Regions from separate parts of the Homo sapiens genome. Here all the other regions are linked to region 3. The links are chromatin loops, found by intact Hi-C in ENCODE. Cell type or tissue: B cell. All regions are shown on one strand. Links, peaks and the distances in the headings refer to the core of each region. The heading gives the core; the rest is flanking DNA.

Region 1 (10,248 bases), core at 2,339-7,338, 250 kb after region 3:
TCCCACGCCTACTCCCTACCTTCACTTAAACAGAAAGGGATTTTTTTCTCATATATTCACTGAGAGAAACTGGTTGGGTTCCTGGAAGTAAAACCCATGAAAATGTAGGATTCTTCTGAGACTGGGCCCCTGGAGTTTTGTTTGTTTGTTTGTTTTTTGAGACAGAGTCTTGTTCTGTCGCCCAGGCTGGAATGCAGTGGCATGATCTCGGCTCACTGCAAGCTCCGCCTCCCAGGTTCACGCTATTCTCCTGCCTCAGCCTCCCGAGTAGCTGGGACTACAGGCGCCCTCCACCATGCCCAGCTAATTTTTTGTATTTTCAGTAGAGATGGGATTTCATCGTGTTAGCCAGGATGGTCTCCATCTCCTGACCTTGTGATCTGCCCACCTCGGCCTCCGAAAGTGCTGGGATTACAGGTGTGAGCCACCATGCCTGGCTGCCCCTGGAGTTTTTAACTCTCAAGCTGGTTCACATTCAGCCTCCAGCAATTCATGCCTCCAACACCTCATTAAAATTACCTCATTTAAATATTTCTTCGTTACTGACTCCATTGGCTTCTGCTCACTGTAAGCTGAACTCAGCTGTGATTTTCTGTATTTTCCTATTTCTCCAGATTTTAGCATGGCAGTTTGCCCTGCAACCTTAATTCTCTGATAGATCTACGAAAATAATTTTAATTTTTACTTTGTTCAGCTTTTTACTTGTGGTGAGGTTGGGAGTGAAAATTTCCCAGTTCTTCACATGTGGAAATGAAACCAGAAGACTACCACTTACTTTTAAATCTGTAAAACATTAAAAATACTTTTTAAAACTCAACTTTTTCATTTTTTGAGGTGACAAATTCATATTTGAGCAATATTATTCTTACAAATTAATGATTATATTTATTTTAAAGATTAACATCAGTGTCCAGCTTGCTCATGATTAACAAGTTCATATGCTAAAAACTGAGAGAGAGAAAATAGGTTGAAATTATTTTAAGTCACATTTTGTAAGCAAGACTTGGGAATTGTAAGGACTTTTTGTCGATTTTTGTCTTACTGTTTTCATAACATTAAACCATTTAGCAAGGTATGAAAATCAAACCAATTTTTGACCTGTATCAAATTAGAAAATTTTAGCTTCTTTTCAAAATAAGACTCACTTTTAAAGTAATATTTTTTTCTAGATAATAATTTACTTTTTAAGCATTCATTTTGATAGATGTAATCATTTAGATTATGAAAAGTTGGCAATTTCAAAAGAACATATTTAGTTGATTTTAAGATACTCATTTTTTAAACTAACATATCTGAAATCTGAATTGCTCTCATGGATGTTTATAGTTTAGTAGTGCTTTCTGGTGGCAGGGAGTTAGTGGTATACAAGGTACTTGTAAATGTTGTAATTGATTAATTACCATAGTATTTACCCAACAATTAAATGGTCCAGAATACTAAGATTCCTCATGATAAAGAAATAATACAAATGTATAATTTATACATTTTTTACTTTAAAATAACAAACATAGTAGAAATTAATAATCCTAAAAATTTTTTATGAAAAAGTTAAGTATGTTAGTTTCAAATCAATGAACAAAATGATTTAAATTTCACAGTTCAGTAAGTGAGAAGCTGGTTTCATTGATTGCATATGCAATTTGTATGACAAGTAGTTGGAGCTAAGAGCAAGTATCAAATGACAATTGTGTGATAATGAGTCAGCCTTGTAAGAACTTCGAAAATCTAACTCAAATATTTTGCTTGCAGAAAAGCTAAGGTAGCCTAGAAAGACAAAGCATGGAAAATAATTTCATGGCTTGGCATTAGATGAACAAAGCTGAGAATTCTAGCTTGGCACTTTTGATGAGAGCTGTGTGACCTGCACATAGTGCAGGATTTCTCTGAGCCTCAGTTTCTTCAAATAGCAAATATGGAAAATATTTGCCTTCCAGTGTTATTGTAAGCAAAAATATACTGCCCAGTACAGTGTGTGACATGGGTCTCAGTACATATTGCCAGTATGAATTATTAAGAATAATAGTATGGCATTAGTGACAGGAAATATTAGTAGTAGCCATATAATGTAATTATTGAAGAACTAGAATGGCAAAAGGAGACTTAAGTTTTAATCTTAACCTTGTCACTAATACATGACTATGAGCATAGTGCTTCATGATTTTAGATTTCTGTTTTTTCAGTTAAGTGCAAATGGACCAAATGATTCCTAAGATTGTATATGAAACTAAGAAGGAAATATATAATTGCATTTCATAAAGAGGTGTGATAAAAATATATTAATGATTTGAAGAATATATAAGAAATAAATGACCATGCTTTTGCACAGTGGTATCTCAAATTAATCATAACTGGTAAGTGCAGAAAAGTCTAATGACATATTTTTCACTCCTCATGAAATGCTCATTTAGAACAGGCAGGACATTTTAGATAAGATTGGAATGAGAAAATGGCAAAAAATAATAATTAAGACTTTAAAAGCATTTAGCCATCTGTTGTATAATCATGAGATTTATTGAAAAATGATTCCTAATTTATAGTATTCACAACTATAGAACTGAGAACACTGAGGAAATATTCCATGCAAATGCATGCATTTATATGTCTTTAGACTTACCTAATGAAGTAAATTAAGAGATAGAAAATAAATGATGAAATATTTGGGATTGTATTTTCCTTAAATTTTCAGCCTCTAACTCAGTTACTTTAAAATGGAAGTGTTCTTTATGGCAAAGAAATTGGAGAGAGGAGTGGGAGGGGAGGGGGACTGGCTTAAGAACCATGTTATTATTAAAAGCAGCACATAATAACAGTTTGACGTGACATGTAAGATTTTTTATCAAGTGACTTTATTTTGCTTTATGTGTATCAGCCTCCTGTTTTATAGATTTATTTGCTTTTTAGCCTCTTATTTGCATTTTTATTTCAATATTCACAGTGATTCCTCCATTATTTCCCACTTATTCATATACAAGATAAATTCTAAAGTTATTTTTCATAGAACCTTCATTCTAACACTTCCCTTATCTGTATTCTCATATCATTGTAATTTTTGCTATAAAAGCTGGTAATTTTGTCAATTATGAGATATTAAATTTTATAATGTTGTTTTTATCCTGTTCATCCCAATTAGATGATAAAAATATCTGAGAATATAATGCTTGTAACATCTTCCTCCTTTATTTGACAAACCACACTTTGTGCTGGGCCTGGACATAAATATTAAATAAACCAGTATAAGTAAAAAAGGATTTCTGACATTAAGGAGCTCACAGTCTTCATAGTGAGGCACATGTAATAGGTTCCTAATAGATTGATTGATACTTTAATTCAGCAGTTGAACAGTTGAACCACCGTACTTCTTGAGGAACTACTATTTCATATTTTCAGATTATAGGCATTCTTGAGTGAAAGCAAAGATCCAAGCCACCCGAGGAATATAGCTGGGAAAAGACATTAAGATGTTATTATTATTATTTTTTTGGTTGTAAGCCTTCAATATCTTTATTTCAAAATGCATATTTTAATGTCATTATATATATTTTGAAGTAGGTAATACAGAGGTAATTAAGAGAAATTCTTGGAGAGAATGCATTAGCCTATTGTAGCTGTACATATGTGGTTCTTTGAAAATAGTATGGACCAGCACTGCCAAATATAATTTGATGGAAGAGTTCTATATTGGCATGGTTCAATTCAGTAGGCACTAGCTGCATGTTGCCACTTGAAATTGAACACTTGAAATGTGGCTAGTATGACTTAGGAGCTAAATTTTTGTTAACTAATGTATTAGTTAGCTCATAACTAATTTTGTTAACTAATTCATTTGAATCTAAGTTTAAAAAGCCACCTGTGTCTAGTGATTATCATGTAGGACAGCACAAGTATACACCAAGGCAGGCACATGTGTGGCATAAGCATCATGGTGAAACCGTTTCGGTGTCCAAGACAGAGTTCACTAATCAGTCACAGCAAACTCTTCCCTCTGAGTTTGAACACAAGTCTTAGTAAAAGCATTCTAAGTCACATCACCTAAAGAAGATACAGTGTCTAAACAGAATTATATTTTCAGAACTCGTTAATTTTTTAAATATATATATATTTTTATTTTACTTTAAGTTGTAGGGTACATGTGCACAACGTGCAGGTTTGTTACATATGTATACATGTGCCATGTTGGTGTGCTGCACCCATTAACTTGTCATTTACATTAAGTATTTCTCCTAATGCTATCCCTCCCCCCTCCCCCAACTCCGTGACAGGCCCCGGTGTGTGATGTTCCGTTTCCTGTGTCCAAGTGTTCTCATTGTTCAGTTCCCACCTATGAGTGAGAACATGCGGTGTTTGGGTTTTTGTCCTTGCGAGTTTGCTGAGAATGATGGTTTCCAGCTTCATCCATGTCCCTACAAAGGACATGAACTCATCATTTTTTATGGCTGCTGGAAGACAGTGTGGCGATTCCTCAAGGATCTAGAACTAGAAATACCATTTGACCCAGCCATCCCATTACTGGATATGTACCCAAAGGGTAATAAATCATGCTGCTATAAAGACACACGCACACATATGTTTATTGCGGCACTATTCACAATAGCAAAGACTTGGAACCAACCCCAATGTCCATCAGTGATAGACTGGATTAAGAACTCGTTAATTTTTAAGAAGCAAGCACCAAATACAAATTAGTTTAGTTTAAAAAGTGGGAGGTGTTTGGAGGGGGTCATTTAAATGAATTTTCCTAGTGTCCAGCTGCTTAGATGATGTTATCAATTCAGTGTATTTAAACTTTGTTATTGGAAGTATGAGTTCCAGTCTTGCCTCTTCTGGGTTTTATGTGCAGTAATGCTCTCCCTCCAAATTTTGACAATAACCCAGAGCAAGCCTAGGCTCACCTTTTCACAGTTTAACAACGATAGCAAAAACAAACACTCTTTCCCCGGTCATTCTGATAAATTCCCAGGACCATCTCATTCGGACAGCTTATCTCACTTGCGCCCTCTAGACGTTTAGATGGAGTTTGCAGTTTACCTCTCAAATAACCTGGACTAAGAGCAAAACCCTAACCAGCATTCATCCATCTAATGGGCAGCTTTGATGTATAAACTTTTCTGTTTAGAGTTTTGTGTGGATTTTCACTAATGCGCTTGGCCTTTCCTAAGTGGACTTTTCAAGTATAAATTGTCTACCCTTTCTTCACAAGCCATCGTAAGCACTTCAACTCAAAGGAAACTTTTCCCAATCCTCTATGTTTTCTGCCCCAAAACAGTGATGTTGAAATCTTACAATTCCGTTCCTTTAATTTGCCTTTGCTGCTGTGCTATTCCCATGTACACATTGCACCTCCATAATAATCAAGTTTATTCAGAAGCAGGATTTGTGTTTTATTTTGGGGGCCTCAACAGTGCAAATGATATATTCTTTCCTATTACATTCTTTCCTGTTTATTTAAAAACCGCTGCTAACAACACAATAGAGTCATGTGAAATCCTTCGTTTTTTGAAACATTATAATAGGTGATCATGTAAGATTTATGAGATGAAAGCTGTATTTTCCAGAGAAATGCATTGAGACCTTTGTAATATAAATCATATTTGGAGAATAAAGAATGTAATAGCAAGAAGAGCATAATGATTTATTACATGACAGTGATGTTTAACCTACTTTAGACACCACACTGTGTTTTTCCATAGTAAAACACTGATAAGGGAACAGCACATTACTTTAGGGTATTATTTGGTCAGGAATAAATGGGTAATCAGTGGATTCTGAGATCACAACTAGCAAGAATAATATATATTTGTTCAATAATAATTTTGAAGAAAATTAATGTTAACAGACTTATATAGTAGAATAGATAACTTTGGTGACTATGTGCTAGATCCATTTTAGGCATCTTACCTATATCTTATTAACTCTATGCAATAATCCTAGAAATAGATTTTATTATTTCTCACCAGTTTTATAGATGAGAGAACCGTCACAGAGAGGTTTACTAACTTTCCTAAGGTCTGATTTTCTTTATTATGGCAGTATGTACAATGCCAGGTTTGAAGACAGCGAGTTTTGTTTCAGAATCTGGTCTCTTAACCCTTAACACTTATTCTTTGAACACGAATAAGTGATATCTAATATCATTGAGAATGGCAATTTTGCTAAAATTAAGTACCATGTAGCATCTATCCTGATAAAAGTAGTGACTTATAACAGTTTAGGTGGTGTCATTTGTAAGTTAACTTCAGTCCAATGATGAATAAAGTTCAAAATCTTTTTAGAAATAGCATATGTTTGGGATATTCTTTGTAAAAGCAATGATGAGAGATATTTTCAATGGAAAACAAATTATTAAAATCACAAATTTTTGTTTTCTTTCTGCATCGAAATATTTAACAAGTTTTTCAAATAAGGTATTTCAAAGGTGAAACCTGTTTCAAGTTGGGCTTTCCAAATATGTTTGCCATAAACAAACTTTCAGAACTAATTTGCTGATTATTGACAGAATTCTGAGAAATTGTAAATGTCATAGTAGTGCCAAAATATGTTAATTTGCTAATCCTATAAAGGAAAATACAATTTTTCAAATCTCCTGTATTTCTTAAGGGAAATAGATAAACTTACAGGCCCATAAATAATAGACATACTTTAATTACATGGGTTTAAATATTCCATATAGAGGCTATTACAAAAGGGATCTTTTGTTTGTAGTACAGTTATAAGAAAACAATGAATATATCTCCAGCTTTTATAAAATGTTTTTTAAAGACACATCAATTGTGTTTGCCACTACCACTACATATACATATGTAGAAAATCATTTCTCTTTGGATTTATTACTAGGATAATATTTATCTTTTTTTAAGAATTAATATACTTACTTATTGTTATTACAGTGATGTTATGAGTCCTCTAGAAGTGAAAGATGACTGTCAGATAGAGAAGGGGTGGGGAAGGACAGATAATATGCATATTAATGTTAGAGAATTAGAGAACTGAGGAGTCTCACTGAAGACTCCAGGGTTGGAAAAGAAGATGAGTAGACACAGAATTCAATGATGAAGAACTCTGTGATACGGAAGGCAGGAAGAGGAATAAAATGTTGGCTATTTCATAGGTAAGCATTGGAAACATTTTAATCCTTTCCATTGTTTAAAATAAGTAAATCAGATAATCCAGATATAGTGTTGAGTAAATCCTAGAGATGAGTGACATGAGACCACAGGAAAATATTTAGTCAGAAAGAGAATGGAGAAGCTGCCACATGAAGAAAGACCATGACTGTTAAGGTCTCATCTCTCTTTTAAGGGGCAGATACTAAGAGGAGAATATGAAAGACAAAAATCAGGAAGTTTATGTTTACAGAAAGTTTCTGAGTTTTAAAAATAGGTATGTTAAAATTTGAAACTTTAGGCTGACTAGCAGGAAATATTTTAAAATTTTGTTGGAAGAAATTTTATTAAAGTTTATAGTCTAAGAAGTTGTACATGTTTATAATTAGATATATTTATATATCTAATTATGTATTTATAATAGACTGAATAATAGATATATTTATATTTCTCTTTTATATATAAATATATATAAGTATAATATAATAGATATATTTATAATAGACTGAATACAGTCAGTCTATTACTTCATAGAATAAAGATTAGAAGGAACTGAATATATTGGAAAGAACAGTCCATTAGTTTTGTCATTTTTTTAAGAGTTTCATTAGCAATCTTCTAATTCAAGCTGTTCCAAAGAAATAGGTCGTTTTCACAGTTGTCCCTTTTAATTTTGGGAAATGAGACAGGAGAGAAGGAAAAGGAGGCGAGCAAATTTTTACTCACACTTAACACTGGGCTGGAAGTTGTGGTCACTCTGAGCACATAGAGCGGATTAAGGGACATTTTTGCTTTCAAGGAGCTCAGAGTCTGGTTCTAAGAGATTTTTCTCAACTACCCCTAATGTAAGCGTCTTCTAGATTTTATAATGCTTACACTCAAAATCTATCCCTCTCCTAAACAATGAAATAGAAAAAAACAAAAATTCATTGAAATTTACTACTATGTGTTGTGGCTATAATTTTTTTCTTTCTCCTTTTCTTGTCAAACTGTGATATCATTACCTATATGATTGAGTTTAGAATAACTTTTATTGAGCATTTATTCTAAAGTAGTTATTATGCTAGGTTATGATGTTATAAAAATGTGTATCATCTGATTCAGCGTTTGGTCTCTTCTAAATCAGTGTTCTGAAACAATACCAGGGACTCCCAAATCCTGAAATCTGTGCATTTTTCTCAGGCTTCCTTTTTCTCTGTGGCTTTTGACCCCATTGTCCAACCCATGCTCCTTAAAATTTTAACCTCATGGGCTGCCCTTTCATTCATCTGCTTTACCTCTCTATTTTTACCACCGCGTCCTTTAAATATGAAGCTCATGAAACCTGAGGTTCCTGAGGTTCCTAAAGTTGCATTGTCTCTTCTATTTTTTTAACTTTTCTATTTCAATTGTCACCATCTTAAAGACTTTGATCCTACTTCTTATTCATTCTAACCAGTAGTCGTTTCTGATAGTAGGGTTTAACCCAGCTTTCTCATCTATAAAATGAATAGGTTGATCAGGACTGCCTTCATTTTTTTTCCTCTAAGTTCTTTTATTTGGGATCTAACTCCACATCTCTAAACTTCAACCTTTTCATAGACTTCAGGCTAACATTTCCAAGGTATCTTGCAACTATTTAAGTGTAACAGATTTGGAAGTTGACCCTCCAATCCGCCACACCGCAAGACTTCCTCCTCCTCCTGAGTTTCTCAGTTCTGCCAATGCCTCTCTCCCAAACATGCAAGCTTGACTTTTGGGTTCAGTTCTGTCTCTGTTGTCTTCTTTGTTGTGTTCTTTTGTCCACTCTGTCACCAAGTTCTGTCTTTTCCCCCACCTACTTTTTCTCATTTTTAAAGTAGGAAGCATCTTTTCAGATGTATTTTTTTTTCTTCCATAATGCCTAGTGTAAACGTTGCACAGAGTAAGTGCTTGGTAAATATTTGTTGAATGGAGTCTCTCTTCTTCTCTTCTTGTCTGATGCTTAGTACTTGTTAAGAAATGGTGAATCCCAATTAAAGTCAACAAAATGTGAATCAGAGCAACATTCTCTTTTTTCGACCCATCTTAAGTACAACATTTTTTCTACCCATCATAAGTACAACATTTAAACCATCTGAAATAGAATAAACTGGTTAGAAAAATAGTGTTCTTCTTTGAGCCCCTCCAGAATCTGAATTCAGTGAAAATCTGTTCAAACCATAATTCTAATTAAGGGTTTTAGCTGCCAAATAATATGTTCTGGTTAAAGCCAAGTTAGTATTATGGAGTGTTTCATGAATAACAGCACAAGCTTTAAACTTGCTGTTGATTTTCTCATGGGAAACTCAAGTAAAGGAGAATGATACCTCCCTGTTGACTTTAACTTTTAGAAATGCAAAGCATGCTGAAATTGTACATAATTCTCTTCTAAAGAAAAGGAAATAGCATTTCAATGGTTTTCCTCAGTGTCTTATTGAGTTATGGTGGGGCACAATTGTGTCTGTTAAACTGATTTACCAGATGGAAGGTTACATTTTATATTTAGCTGATTAAGTTGTAAGAGACTGGAATTGTATCTCATACTATAAAGGTCATATATAAAATTAAAAAATATTTTGATTAACTATTTTGAAGCAATTAAAAGGTTTAAACTGTTCCCCCTCCTCTTTTACTTACATTAAACTAAAAATGAAGTTATTCTTAGAAATAGGCCTATCACAGAGTTGGTATTTGGCTTAATAATATCTCAAATGGAATGTGTAAAACAACAGCAACAAAAAAAGGGAAATACTCCCATTCAAGTTTTGGAAATTGCTTTTCTTGGCTATTTAATGTATTCTTAGTATTTTATGGTTAAATTAAATAATCCTTAATTTATATACTTATACCCTATGGAACTTTTACAGAAATATTTAAAGGAAATAAATTATACTTTTTGTCTTTTTTCTCTTTTGGATCTTCTGCAAGTAAACAAATACATTAATAAAACCTTTACCGTAGAAAATTAAATGTGGCAAAGTGCTAAGTAAATTTTTGTCCTGGCATTTTTGCTGTGTGATCATATATCATTAATACTACTCTTTAATTCCTACTACATTACCTAAAAATAATGCATTAAAAATACAGCCCAGTAAAATCTGATCTAGTCAGAACCAGTATTTCAGAATATTCAGACTTCCAAAATAGC
Region 2 (10,248 bases), core at 2,975-7,974, 240 kb after region 3:
TCTTCCTTATAGAAAAGATCTCATAATGTACACATTCAAAATAATAGTATAATAAAAAGCTTAAGGGAGTTATAAATGGAGAAACTGGTGCAAATGTTTTTATAGACTGTAGATAAGAATTTATTGAAAGTATTTGGGAGTAGTTGACAATTTGAGACTAAAGTTGTTTAAATTATTTTAGCACAAATATATCCATATTCCAGAATTTTTAATAATAACTTATTTTATTATCTAATAATATTAGATGTGTCTGTTTTTTTAAATTTTGTATCTTCAGAGATAAATATTACTTTAGCTTTATTTGTAAAACATCTTGCAACTTCTTGACAAAGACAGTTGAAACAAGGCTATTTAATTTGAATTTATTGTGACAGAAAAGCAGCAAAGATTTACAACAAAAATTTTATTTTTATATCTAACTTTCAAAGATGACAAACACTTGCTAATTTGTGAATGTAATAAATTATGTTATCTCATACTTTATTGTTTTGTATTATAGGAACTTTATTACTTGCATATCAAGTACAAGCACATTGATAGAGGGTTGATACAGATAACTGATGTTACTAGTATGTAATTTTACCACATTAATATGACAGTTTCTAAGGAAGTAAAAATGCTATCTTCTTCTCTATATTACTTGGTTTACAAGATGTTTCTTAATCCTAAAAGAACTTTATTATCGTATATTCCTAAAAAGGCTCTTTGACAAGTGATATAAAATATATTTATTTCTTTTAGTAGTGAACTTTCCAAAAAGAACTCTTGTATATTATTGATGTACAAAATACCTTAAAGTGAGAGTATTTTCTTTTGTCCCAAATGGAATCAGTAGCTCATGGCTACATTTTGAAGTATGGGTAGCCTTTCTTTAGTTTTTAGACTTATTTTTGAATGAATACTGAAGCTTTATTTAAATTTGACCTTTGAAACAATAATAGAAACATTGATATCTAGATCTGTTTCTTTCCTTCCAGCATGTTAAGATGGCAAAGAGAAATGAGTAAAATGTACATTTTTCACCATACTTTAAGATGTAAGGGACTGTGTAGTTCATTTTGCTGCTTTAAGTGAGACATGTTTCCCTAAATACAGGGCAATACTGATAAGTTACTGCTTTAGATACTTCTTTTCATTTATATTGCTGCCTTTGATAGCTATAAAGTTAATATAAATTGTTTAGAAAGAAATTTATTGCTTAATTTTACTCAAAAGGTAATAGTAGCAAGTAGATAATTAATTGTTCATTTGGCACAAGCAAAACAATAGTGTTGGTTTATTGACATCTGGAAAATATTGGAAAAGTGGCTCCTGTGAGAAAAAAGAATTATGAGATAGCTAAAAGGAAAATTTAGCTTTTAAAATGATTTTCCAAAATAATAATTTGTTTTCTTAGAAACCAAAGACATAATTAATATTACTTTTTCAGATTAGGAAGTTTTTTGATTTTTAGAATTTTTATTTTGTTTTGTCTTGTATTTTTTATGGATAAAGCTAAAAGTTGATGCTTTTCATTAAGATTTTATTTTTATGAGAAAGATGCATTACATGATGCTTTATTTATATTAGCTTTTTGAATCGTTAGCTTCTGTAATAATCAACATTTGTTGAGTTAGATGCTGTTATTCCATTTTTCCACCTAGTGAACTGAGGTAGAGAAAAATAATGATACCTTTCCAAGGCTACATAGCCAATAAATTGTTGCTCCAAGATTTACAGTCTTGCCCTGTCTGCCTCCAAAGCTCTTAAGTTGCCCTGCCTCTCTCATGGGCCAGAACATCTAGCAATAGAGGGCTAAAGTTTTATTTCTTTCTATTGTTTTAAACCTCATTCATGCAATCTTTGATAATGAATAGTAGTGGTAATTAAATTGTGTGCTTTTCTAGATTCCTATGAAAGATTAAAGTTCAAATACATTGGGGCTTTGGGTGAAGCACCAAATTAATTTGACCAACCCAAGTATCTATATAGAATTTAACAGTAAGGCAGAATTTAAGCATTCCTTCTGCTACCATGGAATATTATTTCATTACAATGGAATAATAACACCCATTAAGGGAGTGTATTGAAGCCAAAACACCAAAGATTTTAATATGAAGAGTAACCAGAAATGCTTCTAACTATGTCCTTCTGGGAGTAATAAGGCTATTATGGTTGATATACAGAGTTAGCTTCCTGTTGCTCCAGAGTGACTCTGATGCCATTCCATATAATAGCTTTTTATTTTTGTTCTATTACTTTTTGGTGTAAAATCAAGAGTTTTAGGCACCTAATGTAAAAAACAAAATTTACTAATTTCATTAGTATTGAAAGTTACAAACACATGTTGGGTATCCCTTATCTGAAATGCCCGGGACCAGAAATATATCAGATTTTGGATTTTTTTTTCTGGATTTTGGAATATTTACATATCTGTACATAATGAGAGTCTTGGAGATGGGACTCAAGTCAAAAATATAAAATTCATTTATATTTCATATACACCTTATACACATAGCCTGAAGGTAATTTTATACAATATTTCCAATAGTTTTGTGCTTCAAACAAAGTTTGGGTACATTGAACCATCAGAAAGGAAAGGTGTCATTGTCTCAGCCACCCATGTGGACAATCTCTGGTTGTTTGGCATCACTGTTGTTGCTGAGTCTGAATGTGAGGAACATGCCATTGGCATGTCTTGCCCACACACACACCATTTTGTTATCTTTTGTGGGTGTGCTTATGTGGGGGAATCTGGGCGTGTGTGAAAAAAATATATTGCAGCTGAAAGGGGGCTGGAAGGGTCTTTTTTCCCATGGTGAAGCTGACTAAACTTTGTGCTGTGTGCCTGCATTTTGACTGGAACTCATCACATGAGGTCAGGTATGGAATTCTCCACTTGTGGCATCATGTCAGTGCTCAAACTATTTCAGATGCTGGAGCATTTAGGATTTTGGATTTTCAGATTAGGGATGCCCAACCTATAATAATAATAATTAAAATCAGTAGGGTTCAAACTTAAAAACTAAATTTTATGTACGTTATGAATATGCGGCTGAAGAGAGATATTCTCTCTCTTACATATGAGGAAGTATGGCTCCGAGTAGTTTAGTAACTTGTCCGGATTTCATATCTACTAATGTCAGAACCTAAGGAGAACTCAAGGTCTTTAGTTACTCCTCAGTGTGCACATTTACTATAGTTCATAGATATATATTTCTCAGTCTGAGTGGAAATAGACATCTCAAGATGGCTATTAAAAAAGAATGCTTCAGGCTGGGCAAGGTGGCTCACACCCGTAATCCCGGCAGTTAGAGAGGCCAAGGTTGGAGCATCACTTGAGGCCAGGAGTTTGAGACTAGCCTGGGGAACATGGCAAGACTTTGTCTCCACTAAAAATGATAATTTTAAAAAATTAGCCAGGAGTGGTTGTATATGCCTGTAATCCTAGCAACTTAAGAGGCTAAGGTGGGAGTATCGCTTGAGCCCAGGAGATTGAGGCTGCAGTGAGCTATAATGGTGCCACTGCAATCCAGCCTGGGCAACAGAGTGAGACCCTGTCTCAAGAATAAAAATAAAAATAAAAAAGAGTGCAAGAATGCATCATATTCATGTCATTCATTGTTTGAGAGTGAATTCAAGGGATTCAGAAAGCTAAACAATAGTGCATTAAAATGAAGTTTTGTGGAAGTGGTTTCTTCTTGACCAGTGTCTTTAATCTAAAAGCTTTTATGTGCTGAATGAAAGAATAAAGCTTCTGCTATTTTGATATTTTGAGAGACTATATGTATATAATATATTCTACATATTATGAATATATACATTGCATTAGTCTATTGAGAACTTGCTCTGTAAGATTTTGAAATTTTTAGCATTTGTTTACTTCAGGTAAACTTCCCCCAAATTAATTTAATATCTCACCATTCTGTATTTGCGTTGATTATTTTTACACCATTTTTTAGGCTAAGAATGGAAGATTTCAGTTGTTCATTTATAATGTGAGGGACTTTGTAAAATAGGCTTCTGGGCAGTCCCTACCTTTTCCTGTTTGTATGTTCAAAGAAAAGTCATTAAGGGAACTAAAGATTTAATTAAAGGAAATGGGAAGACCTGAGTGAATTTAACAGTTAGTTTTGATAGGGATGCACAGATAATGGAGCTACCTAAAACTTGCCTGTTGATGACGTTAAGACCTTCACTGCATTAGTTGCTTGTCCTTAGATTTCAATGATTTACAGAAAAAGTGGGTACAAATATGAACTAAATACAAACAAGTTCCAAAAGCTCATAACATTTCAGTTTTGGTCAGTGATGACTATGAAGCCTAAAGAAATTGCACACTCTCATGTCTTTCTCTTCTCGCAAGTTGCAACAGGAACTTCTAGCCATAAAACAGCAACAAGAACTCCTAGAAAAGGAGCAGAAACTGGAGCAGCAGAGGCAAGAACAGGAAGTAGAGAGGCATCGCAGAGAACAGCAGCTTCCTCCTCTCAGAGGCAAAGATAGAGGACGAGAAAGTAAGAGGCACCAGGGTAAACGATGGACTCTCTTTCCTCATCGTTAGCTGATCATTATTCAGAACAAAGCCTGATAAAGAGTGCGGTTAGACTCGTCAAAATTATCTGTGTTTAATTAAAAGCATAGATTACAGACCCAACTGTAAAGTTTTGACATTTACATACCAGCTCACATCATTGAGTCTGCAGAGCGTCTCAAGAAGCAAACGTAACATTATCTGGCAAAGGTGCTGATTTCTGTTGTTTTGAACCTTAAAAATAATGTAATTCTAAAGCAGTCTAATATATGCCATCTTGTTTAATAATCAGCTTGTATCCACATCTCCTGACTATGCCTTCCTTACTCCTGGCCAAGTAATAATTGCTCTCTAAGTAAAGCCTTGCCTCCATTTAGTTTTGGCATACTCAAACTTTGAGAAGATTTAAGACATAACACATGCAAAAGAACTATCCACAAGAGGGAGACAGATCCAAATAATTCCCCTGTATTAGGTCAGTTCAAAATCAGGTCGTAGCAAAGTTTAAAATTTGATGACTTGAACTGGAATTGTCAGCAATATTTATTTGTTTAATGCTCAAAGGGTTTTTTTAAAAACTAAGGTTTTCAAACTAGCAACTCAGAAAAGATTATTTTAATGTGTTTAAGGGATTTAATATGGATCTAATCCCTCAAGATAACTTGATTATTAAAATACAGTGTTTTGTTCCTCTGCAGTATTTTTTAAACTTAAAAAAGTTGATTTTGGGAATTCCCTCTTTGCAAAAGTAATTAAAGAAATAGCTGAAAGTCTTTTGAAAATTTGCAATTTAAGTAGTATTTATAAAGCATTACTGTACTATTTTCTAAAGCATATTTGGACTGTGGTTTCTTCTTTTAATAGGAAAACTTTATGTGCTGTGACCAGCGATTTTACTTCTTAATCTTTGTCAAATATTCTAGAGGCATGAGAGGACAAAACTCACCATCAACATCTGTTTCTGTGTGTGTATGTGTGTGTGTGTGTGTGTGTGTGTGTGTGTGTATTTCAGGGGCAGTGGCAAGTACAGAAGTAAAGCAGAAGCTTCAAGAGTTCCTACTGAGTAAATCAGCAACGAAAGACACTCCAACTAATGGAAAAAATCATTCCGTGAGCCGCCATCCCAAGCTCTGGTACACGTATGTTCAGTGTTTGGCTGTTTTCATTCCTGGGGTAAAGAACACAGGTTCTGTATTTAGCCGACCTGGGTACACATCCTTAGCCTGCCATTTCTCAGCTGTCTGGCTGTGGGCAAGTTCCTTCAGTTCTCTAAGGATCAGTTTCCTTCTCCATAAAAAGAGGAAAATAATAGTGCATGCCCTCTAGGGTTGCTGGCACGGTCCTATAAAATAACATGGTAAGGTACATAACAGAGAGAAGTGCTAAATAAATGGTAGCATTTATCAACTTGAGGGCAAGGAAGTATATATGTTCTTTGATGAATGAATAACTGACAAATGTGAGGTGGGCAAAGAAATTTGTATTTTGCATTTTTCCATTCTCAACTGGTGCATTTGGTATCTATATAGTAATTTCAAAAGGTTTAGCAGATTGTGATTTTATTACACTTGACTTGGTGTAAGATGGAGGTCAGAGCTATTTTCAAAAATCTAGTAGAATTTTGTCTCAAATGAAGAAAAAAGGAAGGAAGAAAGGAAGATAAGGGAGGGTAGGGAAGGGAAGTTGAGAGGTTGCTAAATAAATAACTCTAAGTCTTCAGTGAATAGTTTACCCCTGCCCACCTCACTTCATTTCTTCCCAGACAGCAAAATAATAGCTTGGCTCCTGACACACAACCTGACAACATAATACACTGTGGTATTGTGGTTTTTATAGAACTGTATTTCTGTAAGTCCAATACACAAATATTTCAATAAAATATAGAGGATGTGGTGATTTTAAAACTCAGGGCAAAGAACTGATAGGCAAATCATATATGGATAATAAACTAATAGATAATAGTTTCATTTCTTTCTTAGAAGTGTTTGCCAAATGACCATATATTTTTACACTTATATATTTTTCAATCCCTCACACCATTAAAGATAGGAATAGTACTTGATTACTCTGTTATATTAATATTGTAAGCAGCCTGGGAGTTCTATTTAAAGAGTTAATGTACTTATAAGGCTATTTTATAGGTATCCGCCCTTCTCTGCATCCCAAAACAGGTAACAGACAGATACCATAATGTTTTATAAATACTTTTTAATGATTTTCATAATTTCTGTCATGTATATCAGTTGACATGAAAAACAAATCTCTGAAAAACAATTTCAAATATTCAATCAATATCACGAATGATTTAAAAAGAAACACGATTTTGTTACCTAAAACTACACACATAATTTATAGCTAATTCATAATTCAAAATTAAAGTCTGTTCTAAGAAAAGATAATAGCATTAAATGAGAAACAGCTACATGCAAAGAATTTGTCGGTTAAAGTTCATTAGCTGTTCTCTTAGGTAATATTAAGCATAGCTCTCACATGTTACTTAGCAGTATTTACCTTGTTTTTATGAAATTGAACTTCAGTAGAGTCCAACTGCAGATAACCACAAACGATTAATTTATAGAATCTGAATTTAATGCCATTTTTGCCAGTTATAGCTAGAAGAAATATCCTTAAACCAATAAAGTCTTAAGAATATATGATTTAAATAAATAATACTGGTAGAACAATCATTGTGATGGTGATACTATGTCCTGTTCATTGTTTTCATTACATATGTAATTATAGATATTTATATCTACTAGATAGTCAATATTCAGTCCTATAAACTATTCTCCAGCAGCACAGTTGCATCTCTTAGATTGTATTCACCCAGGAAAAAGAAAACATTTAAAAAAATTGGTTTCATATTAAAGAATGTGATCCCCATTCTTTACTACTGAAACTGCCCCAGAAGTCAGGAGATGGGAGTCCGTTGGCACAATCCTGTCTTTTCAGTAAAAAAGGCTACTCTCATGTACTCACATGTACTATCTAGCAATTTTTTAAAATGAAGTCCTTGCGTATGTTTACTATTACCTTGATTGTTTTATACTGTTGACTAGAAAGGATTGAGATGATGACTTTTCCCCTAGGGTGGCTCTTAAGAGAACATAGGCAGTAATCTCAAATTGTCAAAAGCTCAGACTCTTGGTAAATTATTTTAGTGAAGCAAACTTTCTATGTGACTGTATGACCAAACACATGCTGGACATCCTTAGGATCCCTGCATCATTCCATAGCATACTGCTACAGTGAACTTGGTTATGTGAGGCTATGGTTTGTATACACTAAGGAGAAAGAGCATAAACATAGCTGAGGCACGTGTACAGCGTGTGCAGCTGATTATTGCTGACCAATATGCAGTAAAAACTACCAAGTAAATAGTGAAACTTCCTTGTCTTTTCTAGGGCTGCCCACCACACATCATTGGATCAAAGCTCTCCACCCCTTAGTGGAACATCTCCATCCTACAAGTACACATTACCAGGAGCACAAGATGCAAAGGATGATTTCCCCCTTCGAAAAACTGGTAAGTTGGTTTAACAGGAACTCTGTTTGCTCTTCTGTAACACACCTGTAAGTTTCATTTTGCCACACCTCTAGAAGAAAGTCAAAGGATTTGAGTCGTAGATAATATACCTCCCCACCCCTGCCCCCAGCATAAGCAAACAATGCACACACATACCCTACTTATTTCTGCATCAGTTGATTCATGACATAATCAAAATATCTCTTTTTCAGTTTAAAAGTTTATCATATTTGAACTTTAGCCAAATTATTTTCTTACTAGGAATAAATAAAAATAAAAATTTCGTATCTCGGAAAATCTAACTCTTCTCCATTAGATAGGGCCTCTGTAATATCTTTCATTGTCCTGTTTTTCTGCTGTACCTCAACCATTTACCACAAAAACGAGAATAATAAAGTTTAATTTTTCCAATAAATATTTTACAAACCTTAAATTTTAATTGTTTTTGTGGTGAAAGCAGGTAAGGCCAAAGCTACCTTCTGAGTAAGTGACTAGCCTAATATCTCATGGATTATAATAGAACTCAGAGTGAAATTATATCTGATAATCTCATGAAGTTAGGGGAAATAGCGCAATTAAGCTTTTATTTAGAATTTAGTAAACAGTTCTGTGGCTCTAAGGATTGTATTTGCTGTTCCATCTTCATCTCCTTTCTGAGCATTCTGATATGTATATATTTAATGTCTTATATGCTTTTACTGCTATAATAAATGTTTAACTAGATATACATATAAATAGCATTTGTGTACATTCTATTCTAAATCTCAACGTTGTTTGCCAAATATAGTTCTTTAGAGACAGTAGTAAATTTAAAAATGTTTATCTCCACAACTGATCTGAAAAGATATTCATGTAAGATAGCTTGGTCTATTGTATTTGACTCAGATCTACTTGAAGAAGTATAGATTTATTTGTTTTATATATGAAATCTGCAGAGTGAAAATGATTTCAAATAATTATATTCATTTTCCCAAGCAATTTTGAGAAATTAAAATGAATATAGATTGTAAAAACACATGCCGAAGCTATTTTTTGTCATATAATTTACCTGTGGCATAATGAAGATTTTAAAATAAAATCAGTTATGAATAAGAATTTATTATTCGCCATCTAGCATATATTGAAGGCACTAGGAAAGGATGTTTAACTATTGCAAAACAACCTGTGGCTTTTTAATTTAAATAGCCCAAATATTTTTGCATTTCTACTAAAAGATGATAAGTATTATAAAATACCTTAATAGAAGGCTATGCAAAGGCAAGGATAATTGAGTTTTATGTATTGCATCAGAATTCCACCCTATTATCTGCAAATCAGAGTGTCTTATAAATAAACTTTTCTAGGATGAAAGAAAGCAAAATGTGAGCCTCTATGTTATTTCTAAAACATGAGTATAGTTTATGAAAAGTGATCCATAAAGGACAGGAGTTTTAGAATGTGGGGACTTTGATCTGCAGGCTTGACATTTATTTGTGAGTAGCATGAGTAGGAGCTATTTACTGAGATTATGCAGATACTACCCCAGGTCTTAGGGCAGTGAATGGCATTCAAGAATCTAAGGAGTTACTAAAAGGAAAGAAAAATATGGATTCCCCTTATGGCAGGAGGTTACTGATGAGTGATATAGTTACATTCACAGAGAAAGACTTCTATCCTGCTGAGCACAGAGCCTTTGAATATATCCTTACCACTGGGAGATTGAAAACTGACTGCAGAACTGATAACTGACTTTGAAAAGAAGTGGCATTTGGGAACATTAAGCACCCAGTGAGAAAATCTGATATTTTTAATACTTAAGGAGAAGTACTAAAAACCCATACTTTGTGTCCCACTGTTGCCATGCGAACAGCTTAAGGTTTTTCCTCTGTGAAGAATAAATAACAAGCTGTTAATTTATTCTCATAGATTTTTTTCAATCCACAACACAATTTAAAAAGAAATCCTTCTCAGGATATATATGTTACAAACCCTATTTAGATTTGTACAAATATGCAAGACATTTTCTGTGCCTTATTATGTGCTATATAATAATAGTGAAAAATCCCTGGTCTTTTCTAGAGGTATTTTTTCTGTATTTGATCAGTATTTCATGTTTCTTCCTTTTATGTTGAAAATCTGATATTTATGAAGTGTCTGGCTGTTGATCTGTAAAACCAAACATTTTCAAGCATCGTAGCAATAAAGTTCTTGAACAGCCATTAATACTTTA
Region 3 (10,248 bases), core at 3,405-8,404:
GTTGTTCTTTGCTTTGGAAATTAGGGCTTTGGAACATATGTGAGAATTAGGTATTACTTCAGTATTAGGAGGTCTTCTACTTGCTGACAGAATACTTCGTTTGTGCCAGTTCTGGCCATCATTCATTATTATTAATAGTAGTATATAAGCATGGTAATGCTAATTCAATAGGTTTTCCAGGTTTTTTCTCCCTCTTGTTATTATCTTTTATTTTGAAGTTTGCCTTTATTTCAAGTTGTATTTGTGGGTATTCAGAATTATTGTACCTGTGTATAACTCAGTGGTTCAAAAGTCATTAGTCTTTAATAAATTAGAATTTATTTTAAAAATTCAAGATCTGAAAACATCATTTCATTGACTCTCAAGTAATGTTAATGCCAAGTTTTGAAAAGCAATTTTTCTTTTTGGAGGCAGTAATTTTGAGTAATTGGATTCCATGAAAAAAATGGATTCAGGAGCTAATTGTGTACCAGGTTTACTGGCATTTGTGCAAAACAACATTTAGCAACTGTCAGTGACAATACTCATCTAATTTCTCTTTATCACCAGCTGGTCAATCACGTATCTTCATCAATACAAGTATTTTAATTTCCTCTTTCAGGTATCCTCTTTGTGTGTTTTCTTCCTTCTCACTCTCCCTTCTCTCCTTATTTTAAGCTACTTTAGAAAATAGTAATACTTTACTGATGTGTAAGATGCAAATCACTTTGGAAGTGAGAAGGTGGATATTTATACATTTGTTCTATGACGGGGTTTCTAAGTCTGTCCCACTGGGAATGGTTAGTACATTCCATAGCTGTAAGGGAAAAATCCACTTTTCCCAGAAATAAAGGTCAAGAGACATGGAACAACTCTTTTATTATTTGCTTTCAAAACAGAGGGAATATGATTTATGTCGAATATAAGCTTATGTCATAGCTGTGCAGGTGCTGCCGTGAAGCTGTGACCCCTGTCTAATCCCCATAACGACACTGGGCATTGACCACATTTGCTTTGTAGTTACTGAGCTGCTTTCCCAGGGGCCTTCTAGTTTCTGAACCCAGCCGCTGGGTAGCTGGTCGACCCGTGCTTGGTGCAAGAACATTGTTTTGTAAGTGCAACCTGAAATACATTTTATAACCCCTGCCTAAGTTAAATGACTGTAGGTCTGTGACGGAGCCTCTGTGATTGAATCAAAGTCTCCTCTTAACTCCTTTTTTTCCTTCATGAATTTAGTAGTCGGCTGTAAATAGTTTTTTCTGCTTTATTTTTTATTGCGTTAAACATAATCACAATGATTTATTTCAAAAACACTAAACAGTTGCTTGATATTTACAAGATAAAATGTAATACTGACTTTAATACATCATTGCCTGATTTACTTATATAATTTTTATTTATCGTTGTAAGATAGTTAACATTTTTCCATGTTGCTTCAATATTTTTCCCCTTAAAGATTAATGACTTGGTAAAATTTGCAGTAATCACACAAAAAATTTGTTTTCCAATTTCATTCTGTCTTCCAACATTTTGATCTCCCAGAGTTTTAATATTTTTTAAGTTTCCTATGTGTTATGAATTGTAAAATAAAACAAAAATCCCCCAAAACAAAAAAAGACAGCTATATTAAAAGTATCAACTTTATTTTAAATCTTATTAATGCTTTTTATAATGGGAGGGAAGATATATATATTTAAATGACCATGTAAAGCAAAGTGAGGAAGTTAGGAACCAGGACGCTGAAGCTAAACTGAAGTTGAATCTCAGCTCTATCATGTCCCAGCTCTGTGATTTTGTTAATCTCTCAAAATCTGCCTCATCTGTAAAAAAAGGTGAATGATAGTAAAACTATCTGTTGCATAGCTGTTGTGATTATTAAATGAGTTAGCATTTGCAAAGCCCTACATAAATATTTGCTGTGTAGATAATGTTTAATTTTGTCAAGAACTTTTAAAAGATGTGTTTTGAGTCATTCATACAGGCACACACACAGGTTATTACAATTTTATCAAGAAATTATTAGCCTTGTCTTAAATCTCAAAAAATTTGAATTGACGGTGAATATGTGGAAAGTGACAATATACAAGGTTATCCACTATTGGAAGGTGTGTGTGGAACAGAACAGAACTAGATCACATAGCTGTGGAGAACAAAAGCTCAAGAAGAAAAAAATTCAAAATGAGTTTATATTTTTCTCACAATAACTGTGGGCACCCTTCAAGCTTCAGTTAAGTGATGACAACATAATTAGACAGTAAAATATTCTGTTTCTGAACTGTTCTTTGTGTGACCTTCAGTTATCTCTGAGGATCCTCAGGTTTCTTAAGGTTTCCTTAGGCTGTCTGTTTAATCTGATTTTTCTGAAAAATGTACATGAATAAATAGGCCCTCCAACCAAAAATATTAATATTTAACATTTAGCCAAAGAGGTAGCAAATATTATTTTCAAACAAAATGAAGTAAGATAGAAGAGCTGAGACAATATAATATTCTGCTTAGAGGGAAACAGTAGGTTGCCACTGATTTTTAGTCCTGTGTTTTGAAAACTATTTGAGATAGAAGGACTAAAATTGCAATGAAGATTACTGCAACACAGTTACTTGGTCCTCCTATCATTAATTGATTAAAGGTAATTGCCAGGGAGTCACCTCTGGAGGGCAGTGCAGTCTTATATTTGTTGCAGGAGCTCCAGGTACCTTTAAATTTTCCAGAAGTTCATTTCAAAGATTCTTGGCCTTGTGAGATGTGAGTCATTCCCCGTTTTAAATACTCAAAGGGAACGTAAAGGTGAAAACAAACTCTTTTTCGTTATGATGGTTAGCATGCTAGATTCAGGGAAAATGACGGGAAATAGGACTTACCATATAGAGTTAGTGAATCTCGGTGTGCAAATAAGGAGCTGGCTGATGTTTGTTTTTTTCCCCCCTTTTCCCCACTTTGGTTCAGATACTTGTGAACCTCCATTTCATGATCCTTGTTTTTGTCTCTGTCTTACTCTAAAATACAAATCTGTATCTTCTAAGAAAATCTTTTAACAGCCTCACCATATAGGGTGTTGCAGAAGGTCAGCTCGGCGGCCAGCAAAATATCTTCCAGTACCTTAACAAATCAGCAAAATATTTTGAGAAATGCTTTACTTTTATGAACAAATACCCTGCTAGTTATTGGATTTGTCATAGCATCTAAGGTTTCTCTCATAACCATACTGACCTTCATGTGCTATTGTATTACAAAACCAACTCTTTATGTAATCAAACCTAAGGAAGAATGCTTAATTAGCTATACATGACCCTGTGTTATGATACAGGCATACAAAAGTTATTTTCTTCAGCACTATCTAGCTATTGTACAAAGAAACTTCTTTATAAAGTAAGACATGGGATATTTGATGTCTCAGGAGTAAAGTAATATTGGGATTTTTTTTTTTCCTCTGCAAGCTGTTTGAGAGCTTTCAGCAGGGGGATACCGTATTTAAAGGTAGCCTAAGATCTCATAACTCCATGTGTCACAAAAACTGTGTAGGTTATGAAAGACTTTTCTCGTGAGCAAAACAACTGTGCTTTTTAGCTCTAAATCATGACATAGTCTTGTTATACCACAAAGAATTAAAGAATGTTAAGTAAATGACTTTCTTCCCTCCCTCTGTGCCTCTGAGGATAGTTATTAATGCCGATTCTTGCTGCTGAGTGATCCTGAAGCTACTGTGGCAACCTTTTTATTCCCTGAGTGCAAATGAATCCTCTATGAGGTAATTGAAGGAAATTGATGACATTATTTGCTGTATCTTGGGTATCAACAGCATATAAATGAAAAACACAGCAGAATGCCTGGCCTGTGTTACCACATTGACCTACACATTTGGATCTGAAAGATCTCGAGCTATTTTCTGCCTAAGCAGACTTTGCACCTTTGTGTTTTATAGTGAAGTAGCAGGTACACAACTTTTTAAAATCATGAACTCCTAGCATTGGATTACCACCACCTGGTGTAAGGGATAGGTTTTATAGAAACACAAAGAGCATGGACTTATTCTTTTCATTTTTGTTCTTCTTTGCCAATTTTAATGTTATCTTCACAATCTGAACAGTGTGACCTGTTTCACCTTCTTTTATTTTGAATGTTAGTGTATGCACATTCTAAGCCAAGGGTGGCTTTACCCTTTAAGTTAAATTAAACCATTTGGGACTTAGCAAATTCTGGGTTGTATGTTTTAAGGTGAAAAAAAAGCACTAAAAAGAAAATTTAAAAGAAATTTTATCATCATATAGGGTGTGGATGAATGATTCAAATAGAAAACCTATTTTAAATCAGCCCTACTGAATGAACTATACTAAAAGGACATTTATTTACCTAGTTAGGGAAAAAAGTCACTTTAAATATGGTCTCTAGTTACTTTTCTTCCCATTTATTACATTTGCCACTTCATTGTGACCTTACTATGACCTTGTAGTTTATGGGCTAAAGGTAACCATTATGCAATAATGAAAATATGCAGGCCAGTCTTTACCACCTTGAAAAAATTGGTTTCTTATATTTTGTTTAAATTAACACACTTTGCTATTTATAAAGCTCTGCTCTACGGTGCTTGAAAGAGGAGAGAAGAATTAATCGCAACTAATGTGCAGATTTAGGCTTTTAGAGACTGTGTTTAGTGGAGGTGAGTCAGCAGGCCTTGTTATATTAATTATAGTGGTTTGATTCTCTACTGGTTTTGATTCACAGAGATATGCGCTGTACGTAAGAATTAAAGCATCAATTGCTTAGGAGAAAAAGGAACTTAAAAATCAAACCATTAATACCTATCTTTGCTTTCTTCTTTTGTCTAATTTGTTTTATTTTAGTTATCCAGGCCCAGATTTCCTCCACTTTCCCTTTGCCTTGATCCCAAAACCTGACCTCTGTGAAAAAGGCAATTCATCAATTGGATGTGGTGAGGGAAATGCCCTTCAGAAGGATCTAAAACAGGCAATACAAAAAGCTTTAGACAGTCAACACATCGGGGCACGTAAGCTCTGATGTGACTTGTTATCTCTGAGACCAGTGTTTGCATTCTTCCTGGTTTGTTCCTTAGGCTTGGAAATGCACTGAAACCACAGCTGGTCTTGAAGAGCCATAGAGGATGTGATACAAGGAATGATAAATTAATAATTACAGATCCTCAATCTGCTTATTGTCAGTCATTTTTTCTACCACCAGTTACAAATCCAGTCTTTATTCTCAAACAGAAGTGATGATAATTATCCTTGGTAAAATAACTTTCACATAATGTTGATTGCAGACAGTCACCAAGGGCTATGCTCCAAGTACACTTCTCACCATTTTTATACATGAAATAAAAACTCTTATTATCTCCACTTGTCCATGAGGAAACCAATGTACAGAGAAATTAAGTACCCTTCTCAGGGTTACACAGAAATTCAAGAGCTGGATTTTTACCACAAAGGATGGTTTAGAGCCTCTGGTCTTAACCTTCCAAGAGTCTGGGTTCTTGGGAATCTTCATTTTCAACATAGGCTCTTTATACTACCAGAACTAGCATGTTCTTCAGATATTCAAAACGGAGACTTTTAATAAGTTCATTATTAAAGAAGTGAATAATTTAGGATTAAAAAAATTCTGTTAAAAATGGGTTGCTCATAATTAATGAAGGCAGATATTTAAACCATGAATCCTTTATAAAACCTTGGGATGTGAAAGCTTATTTTGAAATGGACTGTTGGACTGCATGCTAAAAGTATACCCAGAGTGAATTTTCAGAGACATTAGAGACAAATTTAACATCACCCTCAAATCTGTGGAAGGTTAAATATACAGAGTGTGAGACATTGAGAATTAGGCATTTACAGGTACTTTTCCCCAGAGTTTGGTTTGGTGAGGGATTTAACCCCCATTTCGTGACACTGATCAAGGCAGGACATTTTGAAGGAAAAGCACTACAAAAAGGAGGAATTGCCTTGTCATGTTATGAAGCATTTAATTCTAAACTTCTCTGTTTTAAAAACAAAAGAGGCCTATCTATAGATAAACAAAGTAGACTCGTGATTTCCAAGGGCTGGGGCAGGAATGGGTGGGTATTAGCCATAAACTGGCTAGAGGGATCTTACTGCAAGCGATTGAAATGTTCCAAAATTGGATTATAGTGATCATTGTACAATCTGGTTTAAATGAACTTTGAAATCATTGAATTGTACCCTTTAAATGACCAAATTTATGGTATCTAAATATACCTTAGTAAAGTCATTTTTAAAAATGCATGTAAAAAAACTAAAAAAGAAAAAAAGGAAGATCCAGAATTGGGTCTTCAGACAGAATCATTATTTGCATCAAATTCAGAATTTCCCGTACATGATATTAATTTACTTCTCTAATTTGAAGTATGACACTAAATGTAACACGTTAGGTCATACATTTGGCAAAGACAAATTCTTCCTGCCTGTACTTTTTCCTTTCAGTTTTTAATAGGTGGCGCCATTATTCTTTGTAGCCTCTAGAGGGCAGCACATAGGTTTTTTTTTTTTTTTTTTTTTTTTTTTAAAGACAACAAACTTGTAACTCCCAAGCATCAAGAATGCCCAGTTGTTTCAGATGAACTCTCCAATTTTAGTTCATCCTGACGACCTCACAGTGGAGGACCTTCCTATAGTGACTCCTGCGAATGAATCCTCCCTTCCTTCCTGTTAGTTGCTCCCTTTCACCTCTGGCTATTTAATGTCCTTGAAAGATCTTTCAGCTCTCTCTACAGGGGAACATAGGAGTAATTTCAGTTGAAACTTTCACAACCTTTTTCCTTTAGAGAGCTTGATTTTTAGGTAAAGACAATAGTCAGTTAATGAATAAAACCGGTATTTGCACATGGGGGAGGGTTGATGCCCAGGAGATTGTCATAAGAATTCCTGACACAAGTTCTTCAGATCGCATCGGAAGAATCCGGCTATGCCAAAAGATAAATGTAGAGTTCTCCTCAATGTATGAATAACTAGGGATGCAGGATTTAAAATCTATAAGAATTTTTAAAGTTGTAAGACATAAGCATCCTGGTGTGTTTTTTGATTGTTGTTCTTTTCATTTAATTATTTATTATTAGTTTATGTACAGTAGAAGCCAACAAATAAGGGTTGGAAAGGTAAATTAACTAGCATTAAGGTATATACTGAAAGTCATTTTAAGAAATGCCTTACCTCTTCTCATCCCCACGATTAATGGCATTTTCCCTATGATCATTGAATTTTAAAAATACCTGGAAATTTATACCATTCTAGGATCTTATAGAATCTTATAGGATTTATTGGAGTTGATTTTAGTGTAGGAGCCTGAAACAGTTTTAGGTCCCCCTCACTATGTCTTATTGTTACTTCGTTTCTGACATTCTTCCTATATATCCAATCTAATATATATGTGAAAAAGGGTAGACATCAATCAGTATTAAGAAACAATGAGAAATGCCTGAACAGACCTTTAAGCTGTGATTTAAAAAAATCGTATTTGGGTGATCCTAGCAGTTAAATTGACTTTTTCTTTCCTTCTGTCGTCTCTGTTCTCCTTTTTTTTCCTCAGTAAACTTTGATTGCTTGCTAATTGTGTGCTAGGCCTTGTTTGGTTGTTTATTGAGAGAAAGAAATAAAGGAGAAGGGAGAGAACACAAACACAATTTCTGCCCTTGTGGAATTATAGCCAGTATAGGAGACAGACAAAACAGTATATAAACAAAAAATAACAATACATAATTACAGATTGAAATCAATTCTAAGAAAAAAAAGGTCAGTAAGTATATATAACCTTTGGGGCCAACTTTAGGCTAGAGAGTTAGGAAAGAATTTCTGAGGAGGTGAACTTAGGTGGCCCTACCACATAAAGGATTGGGCAAAGGGTTATCCAGGCAGAGGAACAGAGTATGAGAAGGCCCTGAGTCAGGAAGGAGCATGGCTTGTTGCAGAAACTGAACTAGTGTCTCAGTGTTTCACTGTGAATCAAGAAGTAAGCTAGGATGTGGCTTGGGGAGGTAACTGGCCAGGACTGAAAGATCTTTGTGAGGAGCTTGGATTTGTTTCTAGGTTGAGTGATGCCTCCAGAGGGCAAAAGAAAAACAGCAACATTATCTGATTTTGCTTTTGATAGGATTATTCTGGTTTCTCTATGGAGATTGGATTGGAGAGGGGCTCATATGAATGTGGCAGAAGTTTAGAAGGTGTAGCTGGGTGTGGTGGTGGGCACCTGTAATCCCAGCTACTCGGGAGGCTGACGCAGGAGCATCACTTGAACCCCGGAGGCAGAGGTTGCAGTGAGCTGAGATGGTGCCATGCATTCCAGCCTGGGCAACAGAGAGATACTCCATCTCAAAAACAAAGCAAAACAAAACAACAACAAAGAAGTTTAGAAGGTGGTTGTGATCTAGACAAAAATGCTCTTGCAACTGAGTTTCACCTGCAATTTAGGAATGGGAAGTAATGTGTTGAGTCCACTGATGTTGGGAGCACAAACACTTATGTAGGAGGTAGAAGAAACAGTTTTTTTTCCTATAAAGTTATAAATAGCTTTTAGCTTATTAGGTGTGGCTATGTTGAGACAGTAGTTAATGATTAGTGGGATATTTAAAAGTGATTTTGGAAACATGAATATCTTGTGATTTTTATTTTATGCAAACTGGCATTGATTTTAAAAGCTGAGGCAATTTAAGCAACTTCGAATGAGTGTTTTCTCTCTGAGGGTTGGAATTTGGAAAAAATTGAAATATGGGAGCAGATGAGAACATGAAGAACTTGATAAGTATACCTACATATCCTTTGATATCATTGTTAGGAACTTATCTTTTAATCGAATGCATGGTGCCATAGGTTATTCCTTCTCTATATCACTTAGTACTTAAGAACACAAAACTAGACATTAGTAGAATTTACAGATACACATTTGATTCCTGGCTTTACCACTTACTCTAGCTATAACTTTAGACACCTGTCCCCTCACTGATATTTCTGAACTGGAAAATTGAGGTATAATAACCACGTTAGAAGAATGTGGTGAGGATTATGTGAAAAAATTTATGCAAAGTACCTGTCACATAGTCAGTAGTATTCAATTAATACCAGATTAGGTGATTTGCCATGATTTGCCCAAGGACAACAGCTAATAAATCGTAGGACTAATATTTCAACCCAGAAGGCCTTATGCTAAAACCTGCACTGTTCATCACTGCCCAGTACTTCTTTCTTAAATTGGGGCAGTGAGGCCGGGCACAGTGGCTCACGCCTGTAATCCCAGCACTTTGGGAGGCTGAGACAGGCAGATTACATGATGTCAGGAGTTCAATATCGGCCCAGACAACATGGCAAAACCCCATCTCTACTAGAAATACAAAAGGTAGCCGGGCGTGGTGGTGCACACCCAGCAACTTGGGAGGCTGAGGCAGGAGAATCACTTGAACCTGGGAGGCAGAGGTTGCAGTGAGCCAATATCGCACCATTGCACTCCAGCCCGGGCAACGGAGTGAGACTCTGTCTAAAATAAAATAAAATAAATTAAATAGTAAATTGTGGCAGTGAAGGGACAAGGAGGGAAGGATATTTGCTGTTGTCCCAAACTATCTTCTTACTTCTTTTCTTCCACTAACCTGCTTTTCCTCAACTCTCATTCACATTTTCTAAAACTTGAGAATGAAAAATTCAAAATTGCATAAAAGTAGAGCAAATAGTACAATGAACTTGCATGTAACTGTAGTCCCCAGCACCTGCTTTGTGTCTCCAGGGACCCAGCAAGGTTGCTTTGGTGATTTTTTTTGTTGAGATGGAATCTCATTCTGTCACCCAGGCTGGAGTGCAGTGGCACACTCTCAGCTCACTGTAACCTCTGCCTCATGAGTTCAAGCAATTCTCCTGCCTCAGCCTCCCGAGTAGCTGGGACCACAGGCACGCACCACCGTGCCCAGCTAACTTTTGTATTTTTAGTAGAGACAGGGTTTCACCATGTTGGGCAGGGTAGTCTTGAACTCCTGACCTCAGGTGATCCGCCCACCTCGGCCTCCCAAAGTGCTGAGAATACAGGTGTGAGCCACCGTGCCTGGCCACTTCGGTGATTTTCTAACCACACTGAAGGGCATTTTCTTAACCCTCATTTTCCTCTGCAGTTAGGGCTCCTGCTGACACCACCTTCTGCTCTGCCTTAGCATTGCCACAGGACACGGTTACCTCACCTTCCACCCTCCGATTCTCCTCTCTAAACCCCTCACTTCTTGCTCTTCTGCTCTTCTTGTTCTAGATTGTTTTCAGAAAGTTTTTA

Evidence for each region. A loop is a pair of places that touch in the nucleus more often than their neighbours do. Peaks named below come from ENCODE experiments on the same cell type or tissue, not always from the same donor. Only the 100,000 strongest peaks of a DNase experiment are listed, where the experiment ranks them.
Region 1: a loop joins it to region 3, with 11 times the contacts of the local background. A loop is called at or near these places in 6 of 110 quality-filtered maps.
Region 2: a loop joins it to region 3, with 4 times the contacts of the local background. A loop is called at or near these places in 4 of 110 quality-filtered maps.

Annotation. Positions count from the first base shown.
Region 1 is chr7:18,605,541-18,615,788 of GRCh38, forward strand. The region is part of intron 6 of HDAC9 (histone deacetylase 9); the gene reads left to right. Among named protein-coding and RNA genes, the nearest start is that of HDAC9, 110 kb to the left of the region's middle. In B cell, for the core only: CTCF peaks have their summits at 4,977 and 5,179; a DNase peak (open chromatin) is centred at 4,991.
Region 2 is chr7:18,585,991-18,596,238 of GRCh38, forward strand. It overlaps HDAC9 (histone deacetylase 9), which reads left to right. Exons shown (of 26, transcript NM_178425.4): 4 at 4,346-4,496; 5 at 5,526-5,652; 6 at 7,918-8,039. Among named protein-coding and RNA genes, the nearest start is that of HDAC9, 95 kb to the left of the region's middle. In B cell, for the core only: a CTCF peak has its summit at 4,937 (motif pointing right); a DNase peak (open chromatin) is centred at 4,411; H3K4me3 peaks cover 270 bases; H3K27ac peaks cover 1,332 bases.
Region 3 is chr7:18,349,874-18,360,121 of GRCh38, forward strand. It overlaps a transcript of HDAC9 not described here. Among named protein-coding and RNA genes, the nearest start is that of HDAC9, 140 kb to the right of the region's middle. RefSeq lists a silencer at 7,833-8,127. In B cell, for the core only: CTCF peaks have their summits at 6,462 (motif pointing right) and 8,028 (motif pointing right); a DNase peak (open chromatin) is centred at 6,458; H3K27ac peaks cover 2,656 bases.